Linked DNA regions of Homo sapiens: region 1 is linked to region 2. The links are chromatin loops, found by intact Hi-C in ENCODE. Cell type or tissue: dorsolateral prefrontal cortex. All regions are shown on one strand. Links, peaks and the distances in the headings refer to the core of each region. The heading gives the core; the rest is flanking DNA.

Region 1 (10,249 bases), core at 3,837-6,336, 710 kb before region 2:
CCCTTCCATCTTTGTGATAATCCTTGTCATCTCACAGTCTAGAAGACCAGTATTTCCATTCTATACTCTACCAAATCCCAGATATTTCAGGACAGGCCTAACTCAGAAATTTTCTGTCCTGACGTCTCCATACTTACCTATGCACTTTTTGGACCATTTATCCTAGCTCTTGGCGAGGAAAATACGGCCATTAGTCAAATCCTCCTCCCTATAACTTCATCCTTGCTTTGTCACAGCTGCTTGCCGGGGGCTTGTCGGCAAGCAGGAAGGGAGAATGCCACCGCCTTGGGCTGCCTCCCCACAGAGCTGTATGTGTCCTCAGTCTAATGTTCGGGGTGGGGGGAACCAAAAGCCTGTGCCTTGTGATGTGACGCCTCTGTCACTCTATTGTCATATTCTATGAAGTCAACCCAGGAAGGCTCAGGTAGCAAATGCCTGTGCAGAAAGTCAGGGAAGTCAGCTGCTTGCTTTCAGGGACCACATTTGACTGACCCCTCCCCTTGGGGTAGCTGCAGCTTCTGGGTGGCATTGGTTTTGGGGTCCCCGAGCTGCCAGAGTATCCCTCTAAAGACTCCCCTGAGACCTCCCCTCAGACACAGTTACCAAACATGTTTTTCATCTTTATTAATCTGCTCCTCTTCTCACGTTTCTCAGGTCACAGCTGCCTTGTTATCTGATGGGCTTTCTGCCAGCCCCATGAAGCCTGACAGTTATAAAGGGTGGATTAGCGGCAGAAGAATATTTATTAGGAAAAAAAATCTCTTTTTATTCTTCTGTTGTTTTATATGGAGTTGGCCACATATTGCCTGGGTGAGATCAGAGCGGTCCTTTGAGAGCTGTGAGCAGAGGTCCCATGTCTGGGTGTTCGGCAGTGCTGGGTGAGCGGCCATGATTATTCTTGACCGCCATGGGCCCCTCTCTCTAGGCCTCTACCAAAGGGTCCTGCTCAATTTCACAGCTCAGAGAGGTCTGTGATGTGGCTGCCTTTTTCCAGAAAGAAGAGCATCTTATTGTGAATGGATCTCACCTTTCCTCTAGTCTCTAGAGCTGAGATGGGTAGAGAACTGATCCTTTCTTAATGATTTCAATTTAGTAGCTCCACTTTGCTGGGGTATATTTAACAGCATTATGAGAGAAAAGAGATGTTCCAATAGAAAATGGAGGCAGGCAGGGACTTTTTCTTACCCACTTATGAAGAAACTCTGTCACTGAGATCATTCTAGGTCTCTTCAAGGAAATAATATCCTTGTGGGGAGTTGATTTTCATTCTGTCTTTGTGACTTCAGTGGTGGGATTGTAAATCAATTGTGTTTGCAAAGACTGAGAAATGTTCTGATGGCGCTGGTGAGCTCCCAGGGAAGCTCCAGAAAACATGCTCTGCTAAGGCACATACACTTTGAGTAAACTCCGGGGTGATATTAACTTTCCCACACCGGCCTGGGAGCTGGCTGTGCCAAACCTGCCCGGGCCTGCCTGCCTCTGATGCAGTGTGATACAGGGGCGTGGTAAGGGGAGTGTAGGTGAAGAAGCCTTGGGTGCTGGTGAAGAGGGTGACTTCTGATCTGGTCTTTCTCATCTAGTGGTGGTCATCATCTGGAATTCAGGCCGGCCTGGGCTCTGGTAGCAATGGGAAAACTGAGGAGTCAGGATCTCTGGAGCATGGAGGGAGAGTCACTGTGAGAGGAGAGCCCAAGGTGTGCTAGAACTATAAGGGAACACTACAGATTGAAACACCTTGTCCACCCACCACCGCTACAATGCAAACCCCTTTCCCTATCCCTGCCATATTTGCCATGCATATTTCTGCAGTACATTCTCTCTATTGTGTGTTCTCCTTTTCTTTTGCCAAAGAAAGTGTCTTTCCAAAGAGCTTTGGAGACACGGAGAGAGAACCATGGGTGCTAGAGTCTTCTGCCAGGAGGATCTATACAATGTGTAGATACAACCACTCTCAATCCAGTCCTCCTTTCCATTTTTTTTTCATTTCCCTTCCCTTCCTCTGTCACTGCTTTCATGGTTTCTTGGCAATTCTCACCTCTCTCTGGCTGGACCACCCACTTTCTCATTGTGGGAAGACACTGAGCATACCCCACATGAACTCATCACCCTCCTCCTTGTCCCGCTGTGCTCCTCTTGACACCCTGGTTTTTGGATAATGATGCCAACATTCTGTAAATCACCTAGGCACTAGAGCCCAGGTCAGTTTCTCCTTTTTTTTCTTTCTTTGAGACGAGGTCTGGCTCTGTCATCCAGGCTGCAGTGCAGTGGCGCAATCTCGGCTCACTGAATCCTCAACTTCCAGGGCTCACGTGATCCTCCCACCTCAGCCTCCCGAGTAGCTGGGACTGCAGGTGTGTGCCACCATGCCCAGCTATTTTTAAATTTTTTGTAGAGATGGGGTGTCACTATGTTACCCAGGCTAGTCTCAAACTGTTGAGCTCAAGCGATCTTCCCACCTTGGCCTCCCAAAGAGCTGCGATTATAGGCGTCAGCCACTGTGCCCGCCCTCAGATCCATTTCGATGCTTTTCTTGCCCTTGCTAGTTCCCAGATTGAGTGTAGTCTGCTTGGTTAGTATCTCTTGCATTCATACCCTATTTTTCTTCCTACCTACTGCTCTGATTTTGGTAATTATCTCTCATCTGGGTTACTACAGTAGTTTCTTAACTGAAATTTCAATATTTCCCGTCTTTCTTCTTAAGTTTTTCTTCTACTATCGGGCCAGATAAATCTTCTAAAAGGCGCTGATCATAACCTTGCAGCATTAAAAACTGTCATTAACTCTCCATTGCTAACCCCCAAGTCCCCAGGCTCCTTAAATGGTCAGCACTGGGGGCTCTCCAGTCTTCTTTTTCGACTGTATCCTTGGAGGGACTATGAGCTCCATGAGGCCAGGGCTCCTGTGTCTTTTGTGTATGTGTTTATCTCCATGATCAGCATGGAGCCTGCCTATGGTACAGAGTGCCTGGCATGCAGCAGGGCCTCAACAACACCTGTGAACCCCCTACCCAGAAATGCTGCCACTGTCTTCCAGGAATCCTTACTGCTTCTAAAAAATACCCTTCATTTTTCCTACCTCCTCCTTTGCACACGTTCTGCCTGGAATGCATGCCCCATGATAAAAGTTTGTTCCACACCTACCCATTTTCCCAGGTCCAGCCCAAATGGCGCCTTCCTTCATGTAGCCCTCTATGATTGTACAGAAGGACCTGCTCATCCGCTTTCTAAACTGCCATGGCAGTTTGTCCCCTCTCATGGCCCTTGACATCACATCTCTTCTCTAGTAAGGTTTGAGCTACTTGGGGACCGGGCTTGTTTTTATTAATCTTTTAAAGTACCTAATACAGCCTGGCTCACTGCAATCTCTATCTCCCAGGTTGCAGTGATTCTCCTGCATCAGCCTCTTGAGTAAGCTGGGATTACAGGCACCTGCCACCACGCCTGGCTAATTTTTGTATTTTCAGTAGAGACGGGGTTTCACCATATTGGTCAGGCTGGTCTCGAACTCTTGACCTCAGGTGATCTACCCACCTCGGGCTCTCAAAGTGTTGGGATTACAGGCGTCAGCCACTACATCTGGCCTAATTTTATTGAATTAATAAACAAATGCTTAAGTGACCGTAAATCTTTTATCTGCAGGCTTGGTTTATTAATAACCACATAACCTTACCACTTAATGATGATGAATGACTTTGAGGCCAGTTAGCATTCAGTTTATTGGCCTCAAATAAATGAATTATTTGGGTGGATTAACCAACTGTAATAAATGTGAACAAATTAGCACTGTCATCTTACAGCAAAAATTATATTGAGGTGAATTCCATGCCAAGTTGTGGGGCAGGACGCCCAGCATTTTCGCGTTAACTCATCATCTCCTTTCTCACCCCATGGTGTTCCTCTTGACTCCTTTGTTTTTAGATAGTGACACCAACATTTTGTAAGTCATCCAGCTCTAGAGCCCAGGCTAGTTTCCTTGCTTTCCTTGCCCTTGCTGCTTCCCAAATTGAGCATCATCTATCCGTGTCACTCTCAGTATCCTGGGGCACTGGATTGTATCGACTTGGGCTGTGGATGGGAGATGCCCTAAAGATGAACCTGTGAGGGCCTTTAGTGTTTCTCTAGCTAAGAGCTCTCTGAAGAACATGTTTCTTGCGATGGGCAGGATGGGAGAGGCTGGTCAAGCCTCTGAGCCTGTGCTCATTTCCCTTCACCTATTTTGCTCCTCCATGAGGCTTCTGTCACCACTGGTGGTGGTGGTTCTAAGGCTGTGGTGACCTGGGGAGGGTCTCTGTGGTGACTTAGCACCTGGGGAGGGAGAGGTCTGGCTTTCTCGGCCTCCTCTTCTGGCAGGGCCCTGAAAGGAGCTCAGGCCTCGGAGATTTCCTGGTTCCAATGTCCTTTCGTCTTAACAGTCCTCAGCTCACAGCTCCTCCAGAAAGTGGTCTTTATGTGTAAGGAGCTGAGTTTTCATCCTGGCATGTCTCTCATCTTTCTATGCCTTAATTTCCTCATCTGATGGTGATATCTATTTTTTGAGGGTGGTGGCATTGTTTTTGTGTATTAAATGAATGTCATATACTTTGAGAACCAAGCATGTTATATTATTATTTATTGTCATTGATATCGACAGGTCCTTTGGAAGTTGTCAGCTTGGGCTCAGCTGCCTGTGGTGTAAGGGTGGGCAAGGTGTCTAAGAATTCCTTTGGGGAGGGGTAGGCCAGCTCTCTGGGAGGTAGTTAGTAGGAATGCTTAACTGAATGGTTTGGTGCACATGATGCTTTGAGATCGGTGCAGTGGGGACCTTGGAACACATGCCATTAGTCTGGCCCAGGCTGGGCTAAGGGCCTGTCCTGGGAGTTATTTCAAGTTTTGACAATGGAGATATGGCACTGATGTAAAAGGATTTGATTCTTAGGATCTTCCAGATAATGCTGCCCTTATTTGGGAGCAGTGGATTGGGGGAGAGTTGGAAGATGTTCCCAGAATCTAATTTCTAGGGGAGAGAGTGCCTCATTCGGTCTCCCGGGCCCGCCACCACAGCGAGCTCTCAGTAGGGGGAGCTCTGTCACTGCGGTGGCCCTTCTTGCTGACTCGGGGTGGAGGGGCTATCTAGGCACCTGAGGAAGGCTTAGGAGTGGCCAACAGGGGTCTCTTCTGCAGGAGGAACCTGAGGTGTCTGCTGAGGAGCAGCCAGGTCAGGAGTCACTGGCTACAGGGTCCCCACCTGGAAAAGAAATGGAAATGCACTGTGTCCAGTGCATGGGGGAGAAAATGCACCAATGTCCTGACACAGGGAGTCTCACTAAGGTGGGGGAAAACAGAGAGGTGTGCAGCCTTACTAAGACCAAAGCTGCCACAGCACCTGCTTTATAGTCTATAGAATCCAAAACTGCCCTCCCTCTCCACCCACAGCTGCTTTTGGGGATTGGCTGCCAGCTGGGGATGGGGGAGGCCAAGACAGAACTTGGAGTTCCTGAGTGTGTCCTATGGGTGTCTCGTGTCCATTCTTATTGAGCAGGGGAGGGACCTTGTCCTGTTTCTGGCCTCGGGAGTCACCCTGTCCTGTCCCTGGCTGATCCTCTGCACCTGAGGCACAAAGGTTCTATATAGGAGTGTTTCCACGTGGTGATTCAGGTTAACTGTCTTCCTGTGCACTTGATGCCCAGGCTCGGTCTGGGAAGAGAGGACAAAAAGGTCAAAGGACACATCCTTCTATTCCAGCCTGCGCTTGGTGGCCATGTGAGCATTAGGGCGATGAAGGCCTGTGTGCACATGCATTTCCAGGACTCTTGGGGTGGCAGGGTGGGGTGAGCACTGTGAATGTCCATCTTGAGTGTCCAGCAGGAGGGCACCTGGGTGGTCTCAGAGGCCACGTACAGCAGCCATTTCTCATGAGCATGAGAGGAAGTCCAGCAGAAGTGTGTCAGTGTGGTCTTTTTCAGAACCACTCTGCCCTTACTGGGGACCTCTATGATCAATTTTTGTGCCTTGAATATTTAGGTTGAGATTGAGCTTGGTGCACGGTTGGCTCAGAGCTGGAGGAACGATTTGCTGGGGCTCCCTTGTGAAGGTCGCTGAGACCAGAAGACCCTCCCCTGCATCCTTTTGTTTTGGGATAAAAAAACAGACTGGCTTGAAGCAGTTTAGGAGAATCCTATTGGAATGATAGATTAGAGATTCTCTCTTGGTGCATAGAGAAGGGACTGTTTTCCTGAGTTTCAGAGATAGGGAGAGGTTGACTTGCTCTCCAGCAACTTCTGGGCCCTTTTGATTCCCGTGAGCTTGGTCTCAATGGTATCACGAAAAATTGCTGTGACCTGCCATGCCTTCTGCCTTTTTTTTTGTCTGATGGAGTCTCACTCTGTTGCCCAGGCTGGAGTGCAGTGGCATGATCTTGGCTCACTGCAACCTCTGCTGCCCTGGTTCAAGCGATTCTCTTGCCTCAGCCTCCTGAGTAGCTGGGATTGCAGGCCCCTGTCACCATGCCTGGCTAATTTTTGTATTTTTAGTAGAGATGGGGTTTCACCCTCTTGACCAGGCTGGTCTTGAACTCCTGACCTTGTGATCTACCTGCCTCAGCCTCCCAAAGTGCTGGGATTACAGGTGTGAGCCACCACGCCCAGCCGCCTTCTACTTTTTGTAAGCCTTAGTTTATAGTGTTGCTGGGGAAGTTAGCCCCATTTTCTCTTTCCTGCAAGCTGGGCAGGTCTATGCCTCTAAGGTGCAGACATCAGTTAATTGGTAGCCAGATGGGAGCCCACAGGGACATCCTGCCCTTCGGGAAACACACGTGCAAACCTAAATTTTGTCTTTGCAAATCGGTTGACTAGCTGTGCTTGCTAGAAGCAAAGTAGCTCTCATGAATTATCCAGTTTGGAGTTTTTCAGATCATGATGAACTCAGACACAAAGCCAGGTCTCCTCCTTTGTATGGAGGCAACATTAGGTAAAGGGGAGGGCTGAATGCTCAGGTCAGCATAGCTAATTATGCCATCTCATCCTCCCCCAAGCCCTTCTATGGCTCTGGCTGCTCTTAGAGATAAAAACCCTTTAGATAGTCTACGAGGCCCTATATGAGGTGCCCTCTCTGAGAGCTAGGCTCTTGAGATCCATTGCACACCAATCTCTGGACTCCAGCCACTTGGGACCTTGGTTCCTTGATTCTGTCACGCTCTCTCCAGCCTTAAGGCCTTTGCATAAGTTACTCCTTTTTCCTGGCATGTTCTTTCCCATCCCTATCCCATCCTTTTTTCTAGGTAATTTACTCTCACCTTTTAGGGACTAGCCTAGGTGTCCCTTTCCCAAAGGAGCCTTCTGGGACCTCCAAGATTGTGTTCCATCATGTACTCTCAAAGTCCTTGGTAGCACTTATTACAATTATTAGTGTTTTGAATTGTATAATTGATTCATTTTTCTCTGCTAGAATGTAAGCTTCATGAGGGTAAGGCCTGTTAGTTTATTTTTTTATCCTGTCAACCACTCAGCATAATGCTTGGCACAAATTAGGTGCTCAATAAAAATGTGTTGAATGAATGCATGAATGAACGGGGTCACCAGGTTGCTACTGCAATCCCTCTGGCATTCTACTAGACAAACTGTGTCTCAAACTGTTGAATGCTGTTTCTTGTTCTTACCCATTACAGGGGAGAACCACAGGTGGGCAAAGTAGCTCTACATACAGCTCCTGTGACTTTTGAGGCTTAACTCTTGTGAGATGATCATGGTCTCATCTCCCCCTGTTTTATCTCCCCCAGAGTCTCTGCTAAGGCAGAGTCCACACCCTACCATGCCCACTGCCTTCTTCCTCCTGATCCTTGGTCTTTTGGTCTTTGTGTAAAAAATGTGGCTTTCTCCAGGCAAAGCCCAGAATGCCACCTGGTCCAAGGAGGATTGTTGGCTATGATCTCCTCAGTTTCACTTCCAGAGCTGGCTGCTCAGATTGGTCTACCCTGCTGTGGATGCAATTTCAGGATGAGGTTGAAGAGCAGGTCATCTGGACTGCTGGGATGATTTTAAAGGAAACTTTAATATCTCCTGGACAAGCCAGCAGCTGGTGTCTGCAAGTCCTCCAGGACTTTGCACCTTGAGACTTGGATTCAGGGGCAGCTGAGAAGATAGACTGTGAACTTTCCTTTGCCGAGAGAACTGGACTACAGCTTAATGGCTGGACCCTAGGCATCTCTAGGACACTACAGTTGTCCATTGTAGATTCCTTTACCTCAAGCCACTTCTGGACCTGCCTGTCCTTGGGTGCCTGGTGCTGAGTCAGCAACACCTCCCTCCTGTCTTGGCAATGTGTGGCCAAACTAAGCCAAGTCTGATTATAATGGGTTGGTTCATCTAGAAGCTCACATCCCGTACTCTTTTTCCAATATGGCACTTAGCCAACTGGCACCCAATAGTGAAGAGTGACTCTGGGAACTGAGGCTGCTGAGGACTCATGACCCTGCAGAAGCCAACAGCAAAAGCTGTGTGGAGGGTGAAGCCATCCCGCTGCCAGGCCTCTCTCTCTGCTCCATGTCAGTTCCTGTCTGGCAGCGCCATGGCCTTGGCTGGCAGTCAGAGACCCGCTGCTGGTACTTGCTGGTGGCTTGGCTCTCTTCCATCTAGCCAGGGCATTTGGACCTTTTTTCTATGTTCTGCTTATGAGCTTGGGAAGCGAGCCAGTGGTTCTCCTTGGAAGTTGCCTCCATCCTTGTCATTTCCCACCCTAGTCCCAAGGGAGACATGTTTCTTTCTCTCTTCCGTATTGACACCTTCTCTTGCCTTTGGCTCAAATACAGACACCTCAGGTAGCACCAGTGCTGTGGGGAGGCCAAGGGGCGAGGGGCACGTACAGGAAGTGGTGGTGGCAAAATAGAGTTAAGTTCGGTTACCAGTGCTGGATGAAGCTTTGTATCTCTAGGGTTGTCAGTCAGCCAAGAAGGAAGGCAGTTACAGGCCTAATTCTTGGTTCCTGAACTGATTGGCTGTAGCTTTTATCAGGGACTCACTGGCACTTCTCTGAGCATCAGTGTTAACTTCTGTCATGGGCTGAATTGTGCAGCCTCCTTCTTCTCCTCCAAGTTTATAGGTTGACTTCCTAATCCCCAGTACCTCAGGATATGACTCTATTTGGAGATAAGGTCTTTAAGGAGGTTATTTAGGTAAAATGAGGTCATATGAGTAGGCCCTAATCCAATATGACTGGTGTCCTTATGAGAAGAGATTAGGACACAGATAGGTATAGAGGGAAGACCATATGAAGACAAAGAGAGAAGGCGGCCATCTGGAAGCCAAGGAGAGGAGCTCCCAGAAGAAACAACCCCGCTGACACCTTGACCTTGGACTTGCAGTCTCCACAATGGTGAGGAAGTAAATTTCTGTTCTTTAAGCCATCCAGTCAGTACTTTGTTTTGGCAGCCCTAGTGAACTAAAACAAACTCCTGCAGACGTGGCAGAGAGGGTTTGCAGAAGGGCCAAGAGAACGGTGGCTTAGATGCTTCCGGTTTTCCCAGCTTCTTCATGGACTCTCAAGGTTGGTGGTATCCCTTTGGCTTCTCTAGTTCTTTCTGCTTCAGGGAGCTACCAACCTCCTCTGGTTTTGGTGGTTAGCCTAAGTAGCTAGTAAATAGAGTGTTTCTACTCTTAATCTTATTTCCCCTTTATGAAAACCTTATGATAGGCGCTGCAGAATCTCCATGTCACCCAGCATCGTTGGTCCCGCCCTCTGGAAGCTCACATTCTATGCGGAAGACAGACATGAGGATCACTTCACTGCAGCATAGGAGGTGCTGTGATAGTGCTCAGCAGGGGGCATGAACTAAGGAGGACACCTTGAGCCCACCTGAAGAAGAAGGTCACAGAATGCTTTGTGATGATGATGGCCAAGCCTAAAGTCTGTCAGTTCTTTGAGGACAGAGGCTGGGTCTTTCTCACCTTCCTTCACCCATGGCATCTAGCACAGCACTTTGCACATAATAAGTGCTCATCTAATGTGTTGGGCGAATGGCTCTCTTAAAGTCCCTTCCAGCTTCATGATGCCATAATTCTGTGGCCTCAGAGGTCCCACAGCAGTCAGATGGCTTAAGGTGCTGCTGGCAGACGGCGTGAAGGTGAACAGACATGGGGTTTTATGATATGCAAAATCACTCATGAACAACTAAACTGGAAACCAGGGAGGAGAGCATAATGAGCTTCCCTTCTTAGCTTAGATTTCTAGGAGAATCCTCAGGCATAACAACAGGAACACAGCCAGTGCAGCTGCCCCAC
Region 2 (10,249 bases), core at 4,056-6,555:
TAGCACTTGAGTGGAACTTCTGGGTTATAAGGTAATTCTGTGTTTATCTTTTTATGAATCACCAAAGTGCACCATTTTTTATTCCCCCAAGGAATACACAAAGGGGGAAGAAAACTCTTTAGGAAAAAAAATCGAGTACAGAAATTTTCTGTGGGTATGGCTGCAAATAAAAATGAAGGGAAAGATCTCAGGTTTACAAAATAAGAGTAAAGAGAACTTGGTGGTCAATTGTGTGGTCAAATGAGAGTGACTGGGCTGCAGTGGGGTGAGAGGCTGTTGAATAGGTTTGAAGATAAAGCAAAATCTGTCATTTTCACAAGGTTTTAAGCTTCAGCTACTGAGGAAGATGATGGTGGAAGTTACAGAGAACTGGTAAGGGTCAGGGAAGGAGATAAGGAGTTAATATTAATTCAGCCTTAGACCTATTGGAGTTTGACGTGTTTACGAGGCATACGTATTAGTCTGTTTTCACACTGCTAATAAAGACATATTCAAGACTGGATAATTTATAAAGAAAAACAGGTTTGATGGAATCACAGTTCCACATGGTTGAGGAGGCCTCACAATCATGGTAGAAGGCAAAGGAGCAACAAAGGCATGTCTTACATGGTGGCAGGCAAGAGAGCGTGTGTAGGGAAACTGCCCTTTAGGAAACCATCGGATCTCATGAGACTTATTCACTATCATGAGAACAGCATGGGAAAAACCTGCCCCTATGATTAAACTACTTCCCACTGGGTCCTTCCCACAACAGGTGGGGATTATGGGAGCTACAATTCAAGATGAGATTTGGGTGGGGACACACCCAAATCATATCAGCATATAAGTGAGTCAGTTTGGGTGATCAGTAGGGAGGTTTGGGAGGTAGTCAGGGAAGTAATTAAAAAGGACTCAGTTGGTATTACATGCAAGGAATGAGGGCAAAATCACAGAGGCTTCCAAGGGCACCAGGAAGAGTGAGGGTGAATCCCTGAGTGTTTCAGGGCTGGAAGAAAAAAGAAATAAGACCACAAAATTATTTGAGAAGGAAACCAGAAGAAAGACATGTTAGTGATTTTTAAGGAGTGAGGAAGAACCCAGGCCATGGTCTTCCCCATCAACTGCTCTCTCACCACCATTCTCAACTCTCTTGCATTATTCTTCTTCATCACACTCAGCTGGCATACCTTCTCCTTGAATGAATCCTTGAAGAGAAACCATAGGCTGTGTAGGCAGTCCATTATAAATTCATGGCTTCATACTTCAGCTGAGCCCTCAATACAAACTTATCCTTGCTTATTCTCATTCTTCAGTGTCTGTTTAGAACATTCAACTCTCCTCCAACCCTTAAATTCGCCCTGCTGCCCAATACCAGCAGAATTCACTGATTCACAAACGGAACACACATGTTTTGAGTTCCTAGCCTCAAACTGTATTCAGTGCCTATTTTACAGAGAAAATAGAACACATCAGAAGAGCTTTCTATCTTAGCACTCATTCTTTCCTGCTTTCCTATTATGATAATGAAAGCACTGCTCTTGCTCTGATCTAGGCTAACTCCTCTATCTTTGCCCTAGAGGTCCCATTCCCATCCCATTGGTCCCAGTGTCTTCAGCTTCTGGGTCACCCCTAATGTCTTCCCATCACTATTTAAATATACTCATGTCTACAGTTACACCCATATGGCTTCCCTCCAAACTCCTATCCTCTTCAGCTCTCTCTCCTCCCTGTCCCAATCATACTTCCCAAGAGAGTTGTGCACATTCACTGTCTTCACTTCTTCCTCTCTTCTAAATCCCTGGTCCATTCATTTCACTCAAGCCTTTCCAGATAAACTCATCAATGACCTGCTGGTTGATAAATTCAGTAGATATTTTTCAGTCATCTTTCTTGACGTTACTGATCACTTTCTTCTTCTAGAAACACACTTCCTTCTGGCTTTGTTTTCCAAGTGAAGACTAACATCTTGCCTCACTCTTAACAGATCTGCCCTCTAATTTAGTAATAAAATAGATCCCATCTTCCTCTGATAGCTCCTGCCCTTTCTCATATTCATTCTGGGCCAAGCTTCTTGAAAGAGTAGTCTCAACTTTCTCTCTTCTCGTTATACTTTAGTCTTTACCAGCTTACTCTCTTGCAGCGGAAGATATTGTCGACCGTTTCTGTTCCTGAAAAACTCTATTACTTTGGCTTACTTTTTTTAAAAAAGCACCCACTTTGTGTTTCTCATTCCCTGGCCTCTTCTCTATGTCTCTTGCCACTTTTTCACCTTCCATTGCCTTATTTGTTTGTAGTTTCCCAGAACTAGGGACAGTGATGACTATGAGAGTGCATTTTCCTTAGGGTTGTTTTGAGCATTTAATGAAATAACACAGCTATGAGTCAGTTTTAGCTGACTGGCTCCTTGGAGAAGTTGAGTTTAAATGTTGTTAATTTCTTGATTTTTTTTTTCAAGAGAACCCAGAATTCTATTTGAAATATTTTGATTTTTAAGGTTAGTAATAAGTTTGAAAAGAAAGTGCATATGTTGAAAAACAAGCCAGAATTCGCCCAGATGGCCATCAGTTTGCAATCACTCATGTAGGGTATTTAGATAGCAGTGAATGATTCTTGTGTGCATCTTGGGGTTTGCAAGGACTATTTCTGGGGATTCATCTTGACTGTACCCCAAGCACCTGGCACGGTATCCTGCACATAAATATCATTGAATGAATGAGTTTCATGAACATCTTTTTTATTTTTTAATTAACAAACAGGGTCTCACTATGTCACTCAGGCTCAAGTGCAGTGGCACAATCATAGTTCACTGTAACCTTAAACTCCTTGGCTCAAGCGATCCTCCTGCCTCAGCCTCCTGAGTAGCTGGGACTACAGGCATGTGCCACCACACCCCACTATTTTTTTTTTCCTTTTTGTAGAGACAGGGTCTTGAACTTCTGGCCTCACACAATTCTCCCTCCTCAACCTCCTAAAGTGCTGAGATTATAGGCATGAGTCACTGTACCTGGCCCAAACATTTCCTTTTATAGTTAAATTTCTTCACTGTTATTTAATCTAATGGTTGGCAAAACCTTTTGGTTTCATTCTTAGTTTCTGCTAAAGGTCTGCTATTGGCATTTCCCAGCTGTTAAGTGTTGCTATTCCTAGTAGTTTGCTTTAAGATTTGTTTCGAAATATTCTGGATACTTTCTGCTTTTGTCAGACATAGGTCATCACACTCCCTTAACTGTCTTATCATTTTTGTTTTCTGGCACCACCCTTTTCTACAACATAACATTCCTAGTGCATGGAAAATAGTTTCACAGTCTAATGAATAGTCCAGAATTGTTTCTTTCCCATCAGAGTATCTTCCTTAAACTGTACAGCATAATAATGGAGATGAAGATGGTTGTTTCTAATATTGCATCCATTCTTTCAAAGGTAAGACATTGAAAAAAAATTCATTGAGAGCATACTTGTGTGCCTGGCATAAAGAAGAAAAGACAAAATACGATCTTCTATTTCAAGGCAAGTAAAACAGATGGTAATGGTATAATGTAATATGTGTTATAAAGACAAAGAAATACACACAGGAGAGGCAGTTGGCCACGTGGCTAAGAACACAGGTTCTGAAGCAGACTTCCCATGTTCTAAGCTCAGCAAGACTACTTACTAGCTGTTTGAGCATATTACTTAATATCCTTGTGGCTTGGTTTTCTCATCTATAAAATGGGGTAGTAAAAGAAGCTACCTCATAGATTATAAAGATATAACTAAATTAATGTGTGTAAAATGCTTAGAACAGTGTCTGGCATTAAGTAAGCACTCAATAAATGTTACCTGTTACCCACAGGTACTCACTGGCATTAAGTAAGCAATCAATAAATGTTACCTACAGTGGATGCCCCATGTGTATGGTTGGTGTGTGGAGGTAGCTAGATAAGGAGAAATAAAGTCAGGAAGATTTTTCTAAGGTAATTATTGATTCAAATCTGGGAGATTTATTTCCTCAACAAATATTTACTGGGCATTTACTATGCACCAAGTATTAGATATTTAAGTGTAAAGTAATAGGGGTTGGAAATATAGAAGGAAAACTTCCCACGCAATGCAAACAGCAGGTTCAAAGTCACAAAGATGTGAGAAGGCAAGGCGAGTTCTTGGAAGGTGACTTCTTGGCGAATTCAATGTGACAGGGAATAGGGTGAGAGTTGAAGAGGAGCAATAAATGACAAGAGAAATAAGTGGAGGCAAGGATGTCTGTTTATAGGCAGTCTTGCATATCATACTATGGCATTTGAAATTTATTCTGTAAACACAAGGAGCCAAAGAAGGGTTTAATCAGGGGAGTGATGTGATCAAATTTGTGTTCTTAAAACACGATTCTGGTGATAGCATTAATCTGAGCAAAGTCAGTTTTCTTTAGGTATGGGACAGTTTTCTATGCAAACCAAAACTAATGGGTTTTGAAGTAAAAGCACTTAAAAATTAAGAAGTAAGAGTGAGTTTTCCAAATCTGCAGTAAAATACTACTTTGATTTGGAACATGTAGTATTGATCACAGATCAAACCTGTGCAAAAAAGAAGATCACAAACAGAAACATGGGACACTCTGAGTGAAACAACCAACTCTACCAGTCTGGCCCTTCTAAGATCTATCTCATAACCCTTGTATGCCTCATTAATTCCCTTAGCAAACGAACATTTATTGCACCAGACACTGCTTCAAGCACTTGGTATACGACAAAGAACAACAATAACAACAACAACAACAAAAGCCCACAAAAGATTCCTGCCCTCTGGAAGCTTGCATTTCTCTGAGATATAGATAATAAACACTAAACATACTAAGTAAATTACATGATATATTAGAAGGAGATAAGTGTTATCGAAATAAAACAGAGTAAGGAAAATTGGGAGCGTGCATTTATGATAGGAACCAAAAGAGGCTAACGAGTTGTAAGTGGATGATTTCAGCAAGGAATGAAAGGAACTGCAAAGCCCTCTGCGTGTAGAATTCATGACAAACTCTATGGTGGGGGCAAAGTCCTGTCGCTGCACATGGGTCTCAGCTGCAAAAAGAGAGTAGCCATGAAAAACTGTGTGTGTATATGCACACATACATAAACACAATAATAGATGATTTACAAATCATACATGTGATTTATACGTGTGTGTGATTTATACGTGTGTGTGATTTATAAAGCCTATGTAAGCCTACTTTAAACAGTGTGAGGTGGACAAGGCTTAAAACGGGCTGGAACATTTTCCCCCTATTATTTCCACAATAAACCATTCCTGGGCATGGTGGTGATGTGTGCGCGCGCGAGTGTGTGTTGGACAGCATCCCTTCCTTGGAACAGAGCCGGCCAGAGCCCTATTCTTCTACAACCTGTCCTAATAACAGCCTAACCTGGCAGGAACCTCGATTTTTTTCTTCTTACCACAAAAGCAAACCAAACCCCTTCCACAACCTAATATCATAGCGTGGTGTCCTTCCTCACTAATCCGCCACTGCTTCTCTAGTCCTGACTCCAAGGGAAGAATGCCATCTACCGAATCATCCGTACCAGTCAACCAGCCCCGCAAAGTGCAGCAACACTCAGCTCAACGCGGGTCAGCTCCAAATCCTCTCCCTCTGATTATTCTTTGGCCTTTAAAATATTTTTGCCTCTATTTGGGCTGACAGGAAGTTATGCTCTCGGCGCAGATATCTGATAAACACTTCCACATATTGTAGCCTTCTCAATAGCTTAGCCAAATTTCGGCGTCCTCGCTCTGTCTGCATTTTCCTTCATTGCTCTTTCACGTTTGGAATGCCCCCGTCTCTGCAGCCTGCAGACAGCGGAAACCGCGGGTGCAAATGTGCAGGGGCCGCTGACATGACCGGCTGCAGAAGCCCACTCAGGGTTACCCGAACAGGCTAGCGTTCGGGATTGCACAAGAGGTCAGGCGATGCTGTGGGCTTCCAAATTTGTACAGCTGCGACACTCTGCGACGTGCCACCCTATCCCCAGTGGGGTGGGGTGGGGGATTCCCTCCGCAGTCCGCTGAAAGCGAGGCAGGAATCACTGCAACTCCTCTGCTCAGGCTGAGGTCGCCACCGCTCCGCGGATGCACGCGCTGCAGGGGCGCCTTCCGCCGCGGGCACGGCGCGGGAAGGGATGGGGTCTGGTGGGAGTGGGCAGGTGGCGGGAGAGGCGCGTGTCCGTGCACTAGAGGCCCCCGTGCGTGACACAGGCCGATGAGCTCCTGCGGGCTGCACCCACGCGGAGTCACAGACCGAAAAGGTCAGCCGGTGGCCGGTGTGCTAACATATATAGAGAGACGCCCGCCAGGCGCGCCGCAGGCTGGGACGAGGCTAGGAGGGCCCAGGCTGGAGGAGGGCTGAGGAGGGCTGCGGGGGCGGGCCCCGGCGCAGGGCGCCCGGAGCGGAGGGGGCGGGCCCGAGGCGGGGCGGGCCGCGGCGCTGACGGGCTGTCGCCGCTGCACTCGCCTCCAGCCCGCGGTGTCGAGCGCAGGCGGAGGTACATGGCCCCGACGGGAGGCGCGCGGCGAGCACCCGGAGCTCGGCTCCCTGCCTGAGCACGGCAGCCGCGCCTCCGCCCGCGCGTCCTCGCCCCTCCGGCCGGCAGCCCGCGGACATGATCGTGTAGCCTCCTCCTGGGCTGGGATTTGTTTGAAGATTTTCTTCATGGAAGCGATGTCCCCCCAGCAGGAGACTCTAGGGGGACAGCCGGGGCGCTCCTCTTCCCTGACAGGAGTGTCTCGGCTCGCGGGAGGCAGCTGCACCAAGAAGGTGAGGACGCTGAGCGGGGGCCCGTGCCCTCCGCCGCCGCAGCCCCCACTGCCGGCGCGCGCCCTCCGCGCCCGCCACAGCAGCGCGCTAGGCGGACGCCGCGGGAATTTGACGCTCGAGGCTCGCGGCCCCTAATGAGAGTCCCAGAACACTTCCCGCCCTTGACGGCCAGCGGCAGCGCCGCCGCCTCCCGCAGAGCGCCCGCTTCTCCGTTTCTAGAGCCTTAGTCTCTCCTCGAGCGACCTCGCAGCCTCCCTCCCGTCTCCATCCGCCGCCGGTTCTGCAGCCCGGCTCCTCCCTCAGTCTAGGCGCGCGGGCTGTAGTGGGCGATCGCCTTTCCCCGACCCCTCGCCGTGCCCCTGGGCCTCCCGAAGTGGCCTGGGCGAGCACTGACTGCCCTTTGGCGGTGTCAGCCCCAAAGTCAGGGCCGGCGATGTCTGCCCGGGAGCGGCAGCCGGCGCTGAAGAAGGTAGGCAGCGGGGCTGCGGCGCTGGTGGGCTCGGCCCCCTCACCTGCCCGCCGAGGCGCGGCTGCTCCATAGCAGTTTTCGGGGGGCAGATATGGGGAGTACTGCCCCCCACACCAGGGTCCTGGATGATTCCGGGTCTCCCAGGTGGGGGTCACAGTTTGAGGGGCGACTGTGGATGATAACGCTCGACACTACGGGGACATGTAGGTTCGGCTGGGCCTAGAACCGAGCAGGGTGGGGGCGGGTGGGCTGTGGTTGGGGGTCCTGAGGGCTGAGGTGGGGGACCTTCTCCCTGCACTGGTCCCTGGCCCCTGGGACTCTGGCCGGGCTGGATAGGGATCCGGGTGTCGGTGTGGGCGTGGGGGCAGCGCGTGTTCCCTGTCAAAGCTGGGAGAGGGATGCAGGTGACAACTTGTAGCGTTCCATTCCGATAAACACGGCCGCTGTGCTGCGGGAGGATTCCGATCCGGGTCAGGTTTCGCTGGAACGGTTCCCTGAGCAAGTGCACGTGGGCCGCGGGCTGCCGGCCTCTGCCGTTTCGCTCCCTGAGGAATTGATTTGGGTGTTTCTAGCCCTGTCTGCCTGTCCCCCGCCTCCCCACCCCCGCTTCCAGCATAAGACTTTCCGATATTTTGCCTTTTTTTTTTTTTTTGCCTTGTCTTAGTGGTGCCCTTCCAGCTTTTCTGGAAACAAGTTGCGATTAGAGGCATCTTCTAGCTTTTCCTTAAGAAATATCTTAAGGGATTGCATTTGTTTCATTAGAGACTTAAAGGGGTTACGCAGGTTCCCTGCTTGTCTTGATTTTACTGCCTTTCATAAATCTTCCCACCAGGATCTTAGGTTGGCTAGAGGTCAGTTGAAGAGAGGTGATCGGTGTGCCGAGTATAGAAATGTGTGGGAGTTCCCAAGGACCTTGACCGTGTCACGGAGCCATCTAGGGGTGTCCGTGAACTTGATGATGTATGGGCTGTAGTGCCAGCTCAGCCTTTGATGTATTGAGGCTGCGGTTTGTCCTTGTCGCTTTTCCCCTTCGGAGATGGAGGGAGTGTGTGTGTGTGTAGTCAAGTCTTCCCAAATAAAACGTGAATTTATCAGGCTAGCCCTACATTTACTGACATAAATTTTAAAACTTAAAGCATTTTATTTTTGTAAACGTAAGGAATTGGAAGAAAATCAAAGATTTATTTTTCTGAACAGTTTTTTCTTTTTTTCTTTTTTTTTTACTAAGGGTATAACACTGCCAAAGGGAGGAAGCATTAAAGAGGAGCTTTATTATCATTTATCAAGTAATACTTGTCCAATAAATGAAGGGTTGCTTCGCTCTTTTCCCACATTCTTTTTACTTATCATAGCCACCGTCCTTAAGATGCTGTCGTTTGTTATGAAACTTAACAGGTTCACACATTAACAAACCAGTACCTACCTTTCCAACATCGTTGGGAAGATTAAATGTGAAATTCAGTGAATAATGACATATAATAGACATTTAATAAATGTTAGCACTTACTGTTTGCAACATCCCTATATCTGTAATTCATACCTTTGTGTCCCAGTTGTTCAAGCCAAAAATCTAGGATTCGTTTTCAACTCATTTCCTCTCTCTGCACCAACCAATCCATCAGGGAAGCTATTGTCAATCCGAACGTGTCTTGAATTTCTCCACTTCATCTCCACTGTTGCCAGTGTAGTCCAAGCCAAGCCGCCATCTCTCACTTGTACCTTTGCAGAAATGTCTTAACTTGCCTAACACCTTTCTTGCCCTTCTTTGATCCAGTCACCACTTTGCACCAGAATAATCTTTTAAAATGTAAATTAATCATGTTGCTTACCTGCTTAAAATCCTGCAGTGGCTTTTCATCCATTTATAATAAAATTCAGACCCCTTTTTCTTGGCCCTGTCTACTTCTGCCACCTCATCTATGCATCCCCCCCTTGTTTGTGTATTCTCCAACCACATGGGCCTTCTTCCTCTTCATATTTCAAGTCATCAAATTCATTCTTATTTTGAGGCCTTGATGGTGTTTCTCTGTGCTTCAGCCCCAGGTCTTTGCAGTCCTGACTTTCATATTATTGTCAGATCGTAGGTTCTAGCAGAGGCCTGCCATTGACTACCTAAGTGGAAGTGCTCCTCAGTCATTCTCTATACCTTCTGCTTTATTGTCATCTTAGCATTCATCCTGGCCTGATATTTTCTTATTTACTTGCTTGTTATCTGTTACCCACATCTGTCACCAGATTGAAAACTATGATAATAGGGACCTTATCTGTATTGCTTAGGGCTGCCTCTCCAGCACCTAGAATAGTGTCTGCTATATATTAGATTTTCCGTAAATATTAGTTGGGTTATGTACAGCAGTGAACAGGACAGATATGGCCCCGTCCTCAGAATTTATGGCTCAGAGCAGGGTCAGCAAACCTTTATTTAAAGGACCAGATACTAAATATTTAAGGTTTGTAGGCCCTTTGTTACAGGCTACTCAGTTCTGCCATTATAGTGCTAAAGCAGCCATAGACAATGAAGAAATGAATGGGCATAGCTGTGTTGTAATAAAACTTCGTTTAGAGAAACAAGTGGTGAGTCTCTGTGGTGTAGTTTCCTCTCTCCTAATTAGGGGAGAGTAGTGCCACTGAGTGGTACATTGTGTAATGATGGAACGCCTTTATCTACAGTGTCCATTCAGTAGCCACTAGCTACATGTAGCTATTGAGCTCTTGAAATGTGGCTGGCATGACTGAGAAACTAAACATTTTTTAACAGCTTCATTGAAGTATAATTGATATAGAATAAACTGCACATATTTAAAGTATATAAATTTAATAGTTTTGACATATATATACGCTTGTGAAAACATCTCCACAGTTTAGCTAAGGAATATATTCGTCATCCCCCAAAGTTTCCTCATGTCCCTTTCTAATTCCTTAATTCCCTCCCCATTCCCAGGCAACCACTAATCTGTTTTCTCTCACTGTAGGTTAATTCACACTTCCAAAGATTTTTTGTAAATGTAATCATACTTTATATT

The links. Hi-C counts contacts between places; a loop is a spot of excess contacts. Peaks named below come from ENCODE experiments on the same cell type or tissue, not always from the same donor. Only the 100,000 strongest peaks of a DNase experiment are listed, where the experiment ranks them.
Region 1: it touches region 2 in a loop (2.4-fold over the local background); 5 of 110 quality-filtered maps call a loop at or near these places.

The regions. Positions count from the first base shown.
Region 1 is chr11:111,418,008-111,428,256 of GRCh38, reverse strand. LOC100132078 (a long non-coding RNA gene) reads left to right here and starts at 10,071. Exons shown (of 4, transcript NR_046085.1): 1 at 10,071-10,249. It also overlaps a transcript of BTG4 not described here. RefSeq lists an enhancer at 10,216-10,249. In dorsolateral prefrontal cortex, for the core only: a CTCF peak has its summit at 5,054 (motif pointing right); a DNase peak (open chromatin) is centred at 5,056.
Region 2 is chr11:110,708,635-110,718,883 of GRCh38, reverse strand. ARHGAP20 (Rho GTPase activating protein 20) reads left to right here and starts at 6,447. Exons shown (of 15, transcript NM_001384657.1): 1 at 6,447-6,757. The coding sequence starts at 6,653. RefSeq lists silencers at 6,336-6,495, 6,516-6,575 and enhancers at 6,099-6,600, 7,583-8,228. In dorsolateral prefrontal cortex, for the core only: a CTCF peak has its summit at 5,513; DNase peaks (open chromatin) are centred at 5,533, 5,923 and 6,173; H3K4me3 peaks cover 1,673 bases; H3K27ac peaks cover 1,567 bases.